Linked DNA regions of Homo sapiens: region 2 is linked to region 1. The links are chromatin contacts, found by Hi-C in ENCODE. All regions are on one chromosome and are shown on one strand. Each heading gives the region's core, a stretch centred on a gene start or an enhancer-like site at or near the end of the contact. The rest is flanking DNA. Distances are from core to core; before and after follow the strand shown.

Region 1 (6,377 bases), core at 1,128-3,627:
GGTGGCACAGGGGTGGCTCCCGGAGCCCAGGAGCGCTGCCCGCCCACCGCGGGCGCTCTGGACCCAGGCCTGGGGCTTTCCGTGCCCGGGCAGCCGCCTGCCCGGGAAAATCCCGGCCCCCTTCCCGGCGCCGCGGCCCTGCCCGGCAGAGCGGGGGAGGGGATTCCCGGAATCTGCCCAGAGACCGCGGTCGCGTCACTGGGCAGAATCGGTCCTTGTATGGGCAGCGCTTCCGCTGCGTCAGCGGGGAAAGCCCCGGCGCGCGCGGCTGGGCGGGGACGCGCCTGCGCACTCCAAGTCTCGGCCGGAGCACCCTGCCTTCAGCTCCTGGGTCCCTGGACCGCGTCCCGCGCCCCAACCATCCAACCCTGGAGATCTGGGGACGCGGGAAGGGTGGGACTCCTGGGCTGGGACCACAAGATGCCTGCGCCGAACCGACGAGGGGGACACATACAGGACCGAGCCACCAACAGCACTGAGCTGGGGGCAAACCAGTGCTTTTTTTTTTCCCCCCGCCCTCCCAGCTTGGAAAAAAAGACAACAGAAATTAATAAAGAACCAATTTTTTTTTTACTTAAATAGATTCAATAAAAAGAACAAACACACACAAACACAAACACGTCTTAAAATAAACTCTTTAGAGACTAAGTGCGTGTTTCTTTTCCACAGTACGGTGCAGAGAGGGGAGGGCAGGGGGCGGGGGTCCCCTTCCCAATGTCCCCGCGGGCTTGAGTACCAGGCGGCGGGGCCAGCTCCGCCGCGATCGCCCCCTCTTCCCCTCCCTGTTAAATACACAAATATATTATATTCAATATGAATCGAGTCTGTTTCCAGCAGAAAAAAAACATACAAAAAAAAGTGGAAGGGGGGGCTTGTAAACGTCGAGGTGGAAGGACTGGGCGCAGGGTAGGAGGGCCGGAGTCCAGTGTGGTTTGCGGCGCCCCTAGGTCCCAGGGTGGGTGCCCACCGCCTGCTCCCTGGACCCCAGTGGGAGGCGTGTGCCCAGCCGTCCAAGCGAGGGGGTGTCCGTAAAGGGGCAGGGGACGTTCAGAAGGCGTGTCCCTTGACCCCAAGCAGCAGCTGACAGCCGTTGCTGACGTGGGTCATGACCTTCTGTTTGAGCTGGGCCACCTGCTCCCGGAGGAGGCCGGCGGTACTCGACAGCCCCGCGTTCTCGGCCTTGAGCGTCTTCACCTTGTCCTCCAGGCGCGCGATGCGCTCCAGCTTCCGCTTCCGGCACTTGGTGGCCGCCAGCCGGTTCCGCAGCCGCTTGCGCTCCACTTTGATGCGCTCTTGGTCTTCCATGTTGATGGGGGACACCGGCGGCGTGGCGTCCCGGCTGCGCGCCTCCGGCACGGTCTGCGGTTCCTCCTTGAAGGTGGAGGCGCCGCGGCCCAAGCCCAGCTGCGCCGGGTGGCCACCGGCGAAGGGCGGCGCGTGTGGGAGGTAGCTGATGGTGGTCGTCGGGTACGAGCTCCCGGTCCCGACGGCAGCCCCGGCGCCTCCCGAGGACGCAGAGGCTGGGGAGTAGCTGCTGAGGTTGGTGTAAACGGGAGGTGGCTCCGGGCCGGCGTAGACGCCCCCGGGCCCAGCCGGGGGCCCCCCGGTAGCGCCCAGGGACACGTTGGGGGGTGTCACGTGGTTCATCTTGTGCAGATCGTCCAGGGCTTTGACAAAGCCGTCGGCGAAGCCCTCCTGCTCCTCGGTGACGCCGCCCCCTGCGCCCCCTGCACCTCCACCGCTGCCACCCCCGCGGGGGTAAAAGTACTGTCCCGGGGGTGTAGGCGTCGTCGTGATCACGCCGTTGCTGTTGGGGACAATCAGGCGTTCCAGCTCCGAAGAGGCGAGCTTGAGAGACGCGCCGGTGTCCGAGCCCTGACCAGAAAAGTAGCTGCCGCCACCGCCGCCCTCTGGGCCGGGTCCGCGAGCCCCAGGCGCTTTGAGACTCCGGTAGGGGTCGGCCAGGTTGACCGCCAGGCTCGGTTTCAGGAGTTTGTAGTCGTGTAGAGAGAGGCCACCAGGGGCCCGGCCGTATCCCGTAGCTGTGTATGAGTCGTCGTGGTAGAAGGGCTGTTCCATTTTAGTGCACATCCGGGCGGCCCAGGCGGTCTGGGGAGGGTCCCTGCGGGGCCGCTCCGGGCCTCGCTGCAGCGAGCGGCGAGCTCTCCGCTGCGGTGACCGGACTGGGTGCCTGGTCGCGCGTTCTCGGGGGCTGGCGCGGGCGGGTAGCAGCCAGCCGGCAGCTGTGCGCAAAAGCCCTGTCAGGCTTCCCGAGCCCCCGTCGCCCTCTCTGGCGCGATAGCTTTCCTGGCGTCGTTTCCCCCAGCTCCCAGCTCCCTGCTGGCTCCGAGGCTGGCCTGGCCGCTCTCAAGGTCCCAGCCGCTCAGCCTGAGCCACACGCCTTTATACCGCGCTAGTCAGCCACGGAAGTGCGCTCCGATTGGCCGTCGCCGGAGCCGGGCCCCCGCGCCCCCCTCCTCGAGCGTGGGGAAGGGGAGGAGGCGGCTCGCGTCACTGTCAGGAAGCGCGTGTCCTTGTAAACAGCGGCCACGGGCCGGGTGGCTCGGCGGGGCTGCAGGGGGAGGGGCTCAAAGGACCTCGGGGTACGCATGGAAGGAGGTGCTGGGGGGCCCAGGCACATGAGTGAGGGGTTTCAGGGAGGAGGATGATTTCCCTGGAGTCCACTGGGACAAATACCAGGACCTGGTACGCAGCAAGTGGGGTGAGGGTCCCAGTATGTGCGAAGAAACCCCTGAGGTACCCAGAATACGAGAGGGGTAGGAGGACTGACAATCCATTGGGAGACCCCAAAAAGCAGAAATGAGGGTTAAGCACTGTAAATCGGGAGGGTTAAGGAGACACCTGACCCAGGAATTGACTGGGGGTCCCGGGCTCAGAAGGATGCGGGACTGGAATTTTCACAGGACGGAGGAGGGGAGAGATCAAAAGGGGTGAGTGGGTGGAGCTGCATGACCCATTAAATTGCAAGAAATGAGTAGGGGTCCAGGAGCTCATGGGAGCTGAGTCCAGAGTCTGAGGCTCTCCCGTAAGCGGGAAGGAGGCATTAGGGGAAGTCTAGATATGCAGAAAGCTAGTAAGCGGCCTGGGGTACACTGAGGCAGGTAAAATATGCCAGGTAGAAGATGGAGACATGTCTGCCAGAAATTGGGGACCACTGGGGTCATCTGCTAGCCCGGATGAAGGAGAGAGTTAGAAGGGGCCGGACACATCTTCGGAGCAGAGAAGACAATAAGAGGGTACTCAGTTGACATGTGAGGAGGGGGCCTTGAGGGTCCCGCGCACCAGGACTGCTGGATCTTCCACGACTGCTGCTCCCCCTCGATGGTAACCTCTTAGTCATCTGTATTCTCTGTCCCCCATCCTAAAACCCTCCCCTATTGACCCTGGGCTTTGCCCAACACCGTGTCGGCTCCTAGAGCCTGGACCCAGCCCGACGGCTGGGGCGCGGTCGCCCAACCCCACTCCCTTCCTTAGAAACAGGCTGGGGAAAGAGCGCAGAGGCAGGAAGTGTGGCAACAGCCCCGGGGGAAGGAGCCCGGCCCTGTCTCCGTCACTCGGATCCTACGGGACCGTGCGCCCCGCCCTGGGTCCCGCCGCATCCTGCGCCTCGGAAGAGGAACCTGGGCGTGCGAGCCCCCGCGGAGGCCCGGGTGCTTGGAGCCCGCCCAGCCGCGGCAGCCTCCAGCCACCATCCTCTCCCCTCAAGCAATGGTTCCGCCCGCGGTGCCTGCAGGGGACCGCGGAGGCAGGCGGCTTGGGGAGTGTTCCATTGGCCCGACGGCGGGGGACGCAGCCGAGGAGCGGGGCCTGGTCGCCATGGCAACAGGCGGGAGTCCGCGGGCAGGACTGAGCGCGGGCCGGCCCCCGAAGTCTCTCCCCGCCGCCCATATTAGGGCACAGGAAGAGGTGGGACCAGCGCTGTCCTGGGGCCCCGAGCCAGAAGCGGGGAACCCGACTATCTGCCAGGTCCCAGGGCGCGCCTGGGCCCCCAGACTGCTAGTCCCGACCAGCCCCGACCGCCGCCCCCGGGGCCCCCACGGCCGCCTGGCCCGGCCCCGCCCCACCCCGCCGCTTTGGGGCTGCGTCCTGCCAGGCCCGGCCTGGCCCAACCCAGCCCGGCAGGTCCCCGCCTGCCCGCGGGCCTGGGTCGGACTTCGCCCCCGGCCCGACGGGGCGCGGAGAGGGCGGGCCGATGCCTCGAGGCGCCCCCGGCGCCTGGGCGGGCTGGAACGGCGGCTGCCTCCTCCCTCGGGTGGGGTGCCCTTCCCTTCTGCCAGGAGATCTGGAGCTCCGTCCCCAACACCCCCCACTCACTCATGTGAGTCAGGGGCCCCACTCTCGTTTTAGTCTGCAGGTCCCATCCTACTATCATCCAGAATACCTAGAGGGAGCCCCCCTCCTTCCCTAGAGTAGCTCTGTCATCTGAGAGCTTCCCTCCCCGAGTCAGAGAAGACCTGAAAATCTAAGGGGAGAATATGAGGGAACCCAGAGCCCCTTCCCGGGAAGGGCTGCGGCGAGGTGCAGACGGTCAGGCTTCCAGTTAGACTTAAGGTGGGACTTCCGAGCAGTTAGTGTGTGAACCCACTAGACCAAGAGGTGAGAAGCCTAGTGTCTCTGTCTCTGTCTCTGTCTCTCTCTCTCTCTCTTTGTCTCTCTCTCTCTCTCTCAGCTTCCCAGGCCTCTGTCTTCTGGAGGATGAAGAGAGCCTCTCTCTTCTTTAGGGTAGAAAGAGGCTAAGGGATAGGGGTTAAACAGCCATTCCGGGGCAGCCTAGATCTCACCAAGTGTGGGAAAGAGAAGGAAAACGAAAGAGGCGAAAAAGAAACTGAGCTATGTGGGGGCAGGGGGAAGTCCAGCAGTGCAGTGGCCTTGCTGGAGGAAGGTCCCAGCAGAAGCTGGGGGCGTCCCGTCCTTGGAGGGTCCCTGTGACCCCTAAATGCCCCCTCCCTTCTTCCCCTTGCTTGAATGGCTCCCCTCCCCCTCCCCAGGCTCAAGGGAGATTCCGGAGGCCTGTGAGTCTGGCAGGCACACTGCCAGGCCTGTGTCTCCCGCCCAGGCTAATAACTGCAGCTGACATCTGGCTGGGCCCCGCGGGGGCGCAGCGGGCAGCGTTGGGGGGTTGGGCAGGGCAGGGCAGGCCAGAGGGCAGCACCTTGGGAAGCTAACTTGCAGGTCCCAAAAGCCAGGAGGCCACAGTAATTCAGCCCTGGCCAGGGCTGAGGCTGGCCATGCCAGAGGGAGTCCTAGAGAGAGGTGAGGCCATCCCAGACAGAGTCCATCCCAGGAGGAGGGCAAGGAACAGTGGGTGTATGGGGGCAGGGGCGCAGGGCAGGGAGAGATGCCCAGAGAGACAAATGGGTTCAAGGTTAGTGTCACGCAGACAGTGAGACTCAGAAACACTTAAGATAGATAGGCTGAGAAATAATAATTATTATTTTAATAGCCAACACTTACATGGCTCTTACTGTGGGCTAGGCACTCTTCTAAGTGGTTAACATAAAATAAGTCATCGACTGCTTCCAACAATCCAGCAAAATGCATGTTATTTGTATCCCCATGTAACAGATGAGAAACTGAGCCACAGGAGATTAAGGAACTTGTCTGGTGTCCAACAGCTAGAAGCACTAGAGTTGAGATATAATCCAAGCTGTCTGGCTTCAGAGCATTAGCCACTGTGTTGTGAATAATGACAACCAGAGAAGCATGTATGCAGTACCAGCTGCAGGCCGTCTCATGAAGGGCCTCTTTTTTTGGTGTTTTGTTTGTTTGTTTGTTTGTTTGTTTTTTGAGATGGAGTCTTGCTCTGTCGCCCAGGCTGGAGTGCAATGGCATGATGTTGGCTCACTGCAACCTCCGCCTCCTGGGTTCAAGCGATTCTCCTGCCTCAGCCTCCTGAGTAGCTGGGATTACAGGCGCATGCCACCATGCCCAGCTAATTTTTGTATTTTTAGTACAGACGGGGTTTCACCATATTGGTCAGGCTGGTCTCGAACTCCTGACCTTGTGATCAGCCCGCCTGAGTCTCCCAAAGTACTGAGATTACAGGCGTGGGCCACCATGCCCGGCCCTTTTTTTGTTTTTTTAAAGAGAACCTCACTTTGGCCAAACACAGTGGCTCACGTCTATAATCTCAGCACTTTGGGAGGCCGAGGGGGAGGATCACTTGAGCCCAGGAGTTTTTTTTTATTGTTTGTTTTGTTTTGTTTTTTTGAGACAAAATATCACTCTGTCGCCCAGGGTGGAGTGCAGTGGCACAATATCAGCTCACTACAACCTCCACCTCCCAGGTTCAAGCTATTCTTCTGCCTCAGCCTCCCGAATAGTTGGGATTACAGGCGCATGCCACCACGCCAGGC
Region 2 (5,656 bases), core at 682-3,181, 350 kb after region 1:
GAAGAAATAAAAAACCTGAACAGACCAATAACAAATAATGAGATCAAAGCCATAATAAAAAGTCTCCTAGCAAAGAAAACCCCAGAACCCAGTGGCTCCACTGCTGAATTCTACCAACATTTAAAAAAGAACTAATACCAATCTTACTCAAACTATTCCAAAAAACAGAGGAGAAGGCAATACTTCCAAATTTATTTTACAAAGCCAATATTACTTTGACACCAAAACCAGACAAAGACATGTCAGAAAAAGAAAACTATAGGCCAGTGTCACTGATGAATATTGATGCAAAAATCCTCAACTCAATACTAGCAAACTGAATTTAACAATACACCAAAAAGATCATTCATCATGACCAAGTGGGCTTTATCCCTGGGATGCAAGGATGGTTCAATATATGCAAATCAATCAATGTGATGTATCATTTCAACAGAATAAAGGGCAAACACCATATAATCATTTCAATGTGCACTGAAAAAGCTTTTGATAATATTTAACATCCCTTCATGATAAAAACCCTAAAAAAAAGTGGGTAAAGAAGGAGCATACCTTAACATAATAAAAGCTATATATGGCAGACCCACAGCTAGCATGATAATGAATGGGGAAAAACTGAAAGCCCTTCCTGTAAGATCTGGAACACAATAAGAATGCCCACTTTTACCACTGTTGTTCAACACAGTACTTGAAGTCCCAGCTAGAGCAATAAGACAAAAAAAAAAAAAAGAAAAAAAAAGAAATAAAGGGCATCCATATTGGGAAGGAAGAAGTCAAATTATCCTTGTTTGCATATAATATGATCTTATATCTGGAAATACCTAAAGACTCCACCAAAAAAGTATTAGAACTGAGAAATAAATTCAGTAAAGTTGCAGTATACAATATCAACACACAAAAATCAATAACATTTTTATATGCCAACAGTGAACAATCTGAAGCTACTTGAGAGGCTGAGGTGGGAGGATTGCTTGAGCTTAGGAGGTAGAGGTTGCAGTGAGCCATGATGGCCCCACTGCACTCCAGCCTAGGTAACAGAGCAAGACCCCATCTCAAACAACCAAAAATGTGTAGAAGGATGGTTACCAGAGGCTGCGAAAAGTAGTAGCGAGGAGTAGTTATGGGGGAAGTGGGGATGGTTAATAGGTATAAAAAATAGTTACAAAGAATGAATAAGACCTAGTATTTGCTAGCACAACAGAGTGACTATAGTAAAAAATAATTTAATTGTACATTGAAAAATCTTGAAAAATTTCATTGAAAAAGAGCATAATTGGAGCCAGGCGCAGTTGCTCACGCCTCTAATCCCAGAACTTTGGGAGGCCAAGGTAGGCGGATCACGAGGTCACGAGTTTGAGACCAGCCTGGCCAACATGGTGAAACCCAGCCTCTACTGAAAAATACAAAAATTAGCCGGGTGGTGGCGCGTGCCTGTAATCCTAGCTACTCGGGAGGCTGAGGCAGGAGAATTGCTTGAACCCACCCAGGAGGCGAAGGTTGCAGTGAGCCTCGCACCATTGCACTCTAGCCTGGGCGACAGAGCAAGACTCCCTCTCGAGGAAAAAAAAAAAAAAAGATATAATTAGTTTGTCAGTCCGTGTCCAGGAGGAAGAAGCAGGAGGTCCTATTGAGTACGGGCAGGAAATTCCGCTTAAGTGCAAATATAACCCGGGAGGATTCAGATCAAAGAGCAGGGAGGAAGCCCCCCCTGCCAAGGGCTGTGTCAGGAACTTGCTCATCCGGCTCCACTCAGCTGTGCAAGATCGCTTCTTCTGTCAATCAGCCCTCAGGGGGCGGGACCTGACGCCCTATCCAATCAGGGGCGTGGGGCGGGTTCGTGGGAACTGTCAATCAGGCACTGCCCAGAGAAGTGTGTGTGGTTGAAAAAGCCCGCGGCGTCTGCTCCACCCACCTGCGCTCGGCTCTGGGTTCTGTAGCTGAGAGACGACCTGGAAGTTCTGAGGCAGCCTTTGTCTGGCTGGAACACGCATTGGCAGCGGGAGCTGTCGGTAGGACCTGGGACACCGCGGAAGTCGGGAAATGGTGCGTGTGCTGGGCCGGCGTCCCGAGGCGGGGGAGGGGTTAGGTGGAACCGGCCGTAATCGGCTGTGGCTGGACCCGGGCCTCCCCAAGGGCGACTTCGGGATCTACGGACCCGGGTCCCCCTGGCGTAGGTCGGCCCTCGGCCGCAGGGTGGGGCTGGGCATGCAGCCGGGACCCCGGGCGTCCTGTCCCGTTCCTGCGCGGCGACTGCGGCCCCGGCGCCCTCTCTGGGCAGCTCCGAGCCCGCAGCCCCGGGTCTCCCCAGATTGTGCGGCTGTAACCAACACAGGTTCGCGGCCCGACTCACTGCACCGAGACGCCGAGGGCTGCAGCAGAAACGGTTTAACAGGAGGAGAGGGGAGGACACCCCAGATCCGCCTCCCTGAGGGATTTGGGGTCTGGACGGGGGCGGCTGGGTGTAGCGTCCTTGGTTGGTGGGGAAGTGAGGGGTGAATCCTGGGACAGGAGGTGAAGAAACCGCATTCTGCTGAGAGGGCTCCCTCGTGGGGTCTTCAACCTGGTTGGCGCCAGCCTTTCTGCTGGGATTCAGGATCTGAGAACTCCGGCGACTCTTGAGCAGCACTCGGAGATCTTATCCCCAGGCACAATGGGGAAGCCGGCGGTCAGCGTCTGCTGTGACCTGACTCTCAGGGAGGCGGCCCCTTGAGGCAGCGGGGCTGAGGGCACCTGTTTAATATCTAACTGCAATCTCGCCTCCAGCCTGGCTCGCAGTTCCTGTGAACCCGGTGAGGAGGCTGCACGGTGACGACGAGTCACCAGGTGGAATCCAGACTCGTGTGTGGGGTTTGTGTGTGGGAGGAGCTGTGGTTTCCGTGGTCCTCAGTCCTTTCTTCCTTTCCAAGGGCGACCGTTTCCCCTCTGAGTCTTCCAAAGACGTGGGCAGCAGGGTCTCAAATCCACCACTGTGTTCTCTCATCCTGACTCTTCCTAGGGCTGGCAGCAAATCTCTTGGTTTCCAGAGACTTCCCCAGGCTAACCTTCTGTCCTTAATTCACAGCAACAGTATGAACTGTTTGGCCCCAGGCGATATTTCACTAGTTTGTCATCTTGTTTTCAGCTAGCAATGTATGGCTTTTTCTTGAAAGAATTGTTTTGGGTTCCTGAACACGGTGGGTCATTCCTGTAATTCCAGCACCTTGGGAGGCTAAGGCAGAGGTATTGCTTGATCCCAGTAGTTCCAGACCAGCCTGGGCAACATGGCAAGACTTTGTCTCTAGTGTAAATGATAATAATAAAATTAGCTGGGCTTGGTAGCTGGCACCTGTAGTCGCAGCTACTCCTGAGGCTGAGGTGGGATGATGGCTGGAGCCCAGGAGTTTGAAGTTGCAGTGAGCTATGATCGTGCCTCTGCATCCCAGCCTAGGCAACAGAGGCCGACCCTGTCTCAAAAAAAATGGATGTCCACAGCTGCCAAGTCTCTTGGAGGGTCTAGTGAATATCATCCCCTGGGTCACTCCTCCCAGGGGACAGCCTGAGATGGAAGGTGTGGCCCCCTGGGGAGCAACTGGATCCACTGGGATGGGAGGAATCTTCTGGTATATAATTCCTGTAAAAAGCTAACTCCTGGGACACTCACCTTTTCTTCCCAACCCTAGTTTCCATTCCTTGGAGACACATGACTGAACAGCCAATTTCATGGTCATATTCCATAGGAAAAAAAACGGAAATGATTTTTGCCTTCTGGACTCTCTCAGACTTAAAAGGTAGAAAGTTATATCTAAGGACTGGAGAACCTGCCCTTTGAGGTAGTGCAAGATCCTGAAAAGCACACAAGGCAGTGTCTCCTAGGAGGGTGGTGAGTGTCTCCTAGGAGGGTGGCGAACAGAATAGGGTTAAGGGATGTCCCAGGTGATAGGATGACCTGCACTGATTGTTGCATTAGACTTTTCTGTGTTCCAGTCAGCACTGCTGATTCCTGAGTTTGTTAGCTTGAAAAGATATGTTTACTCTTTTCAGCCTAAATTTTTGATTAACCGTGAAATACATCCTATGATTAGAGATTGTTATTTTATACTTTGAAGACAAAGTATACCCAAAGTTGGAAAGAGTCGGACTTCAGAAAATAAATTTTATAAGTAATACTAGAAAGAGTTGGACTTCAGAATATAAATGGTATATGTAATCTTCTATTCCATTTTTTAAAAGCCTTTATTTATTTTTTTTGCCCCAGAGCTTGTGTAGTACGTTTCTCAGGTGTGTTTGTTTTTCGGATGATTTCAGATGGAATTTCAGGACTTAGTAGTATAACTACTACCAAGGGAAAAACCCTCTTCCATTATGGCTGCAAAAAAGGAATACATTTTTACAAGAAAGTGTAATAGGTACATTGAATTAAAAAGATTTAACAAAAGTTCAGTTCTTCTCCTTTTTAAAAGGGTGGAGATTTTGGGACAATGGAGAAATCTGTTCTGTTCCTGTTATATCTGACAGATGAATGCTAAATTCTGTGGGACAGGACTTTCCAACAGCTAAAGAAGTAAAATATAATTATTTTTTACTATATCACTTACTATCATGGAAATAGTAATTAAATGACATTCATTGTCTGGAAGGGATAGGTATTTGGGCTTTTCCTGTTGAGCTATAAAATGTCAGTGCCTTACAATTTCCTTCCCACCCGTAGACATAGACACTGAATTTGAGTGATTTTCCTGGATTCATCAAACATGAGTATTTTGTTTTTAAATATCCATGTAAAGCATAGAAGGGTAAGAGAGTAGCTTTGACTATGGCAGAGAGGCCTGAGGCCAATGCCCCCACCTCCAGCTAAGACCAATTTTTTTTTTTTTTTTTTGAGACAGCATCTCTGTTGTCCAGGCTGGAGTGCAGTGGCACGATCTCAGCTCACTGCAACCTCCGCCTCCTGCGTTCAAGCGATTCTCTTGCCTCAGCCTCCTGAGTAGCTGGGACTACGGGTGCGTGCTACCATGCCTGGCTAATTTTTTTTTTTTTTGTATTTTTAATAGAGACGGGGTTTCACCATATTGGCCAGGCTGGTCTTGAACTCCTGACCTCGGGCAATCCACCAGCTTTGGCCTCCTAAAGTGCTGGGATTACAGGCATGAGCATCATGCCCATCCCCATATGGCTTTTGATTAGGGCTAGAATGGAGTATATTTTTTCATACCTTTATATTTAATGTACCTGTGTCTTTCTACTTAAAATAGTTTTCTTGAGAGAATAAAAAAAATAGTTTTCTTGCACACATTGGTAGGTCTTGTTTTTTTTATTCTACTCTGTCAGTCCTTGTCTTCTTTTATTGGTATATTCATATAATACACATTTAAAGTGGTTATTGATATACTTGGATTCATGTGTACATATATAATTGTTTTATATTTGTTATACTTGTCGGTTTTTTTCAACTTCCTTTCTTTTTCTGTCTCCTTTTATTTTAACTGAGGTGTCTATATGATTGTGTTTTCTTCTAATAGTATAGTAAGTCTACTTGTTTCTTTGTTTCTTTGTTTCTTTTTTTTTTTTGAGACAGGTTCTTGCTCTATCACCTAGGCTAGAGTGCAGTGGAGCAATCATAGTTAACTATAACCTCCAACTCCTGGGCTCAGGAGATCCTCCCTACTTGCTTTCCTGAGTA

What was found. A loop is a pair of places that touch in the nucleus more often than their neighbours do. Pooled maps may share reads with other maps.
Region 2: a loop to region 1 is called in a map with no recorded cell type, with 7 times the contacts of the local background. The contact joins the promoter of ZNF443 here to the promoter of JUNB in region 1. A Hi-C loop is called at or near these places in 2 of 37 single-sample maps with no recorded cell type and 6 of 50 pooled maps.

What each region holds. Positions count from the first base shown.
Region 1 is chr19:12,787,486-12,793,862 of GRCh38, reverse strand. JUNB (JunB proto-oncogene, AP-1 transcription factor subunit) reads right to left here and starts at 2,377. Exons shown (of 1, transcript NM_002229.3): 1 at 548-2,377. The coding sequence starts at 2,091. The coding sequence ends at 1,048. It also overlaps a transcript of HOOK2 not described here. RefSeq lists silencers at 1-238, 1,579-1,688, 2,059-2,638, 3,499-4,268, enhancers at 329-388, 13-514, 409-528, 2,403-3,014, 3,315-3,814 and 1 more and cis regulatory regions at 2,118-2,672, 3,512-4,032.
Region 2 is chr19:12,437,296-12,442,951 of GRCh38, reverse strand. ZNF443 (zinc finger protein 443) reads left to right here and starts at 1,931. Exons shown (of 4, transcript NM_005815.5): 1 at 1,931-2,040. The coding sequence starts at 2,038. RefSeq lists an enhancer at 1,483-1,752 and a silencer at 2,163-2,252.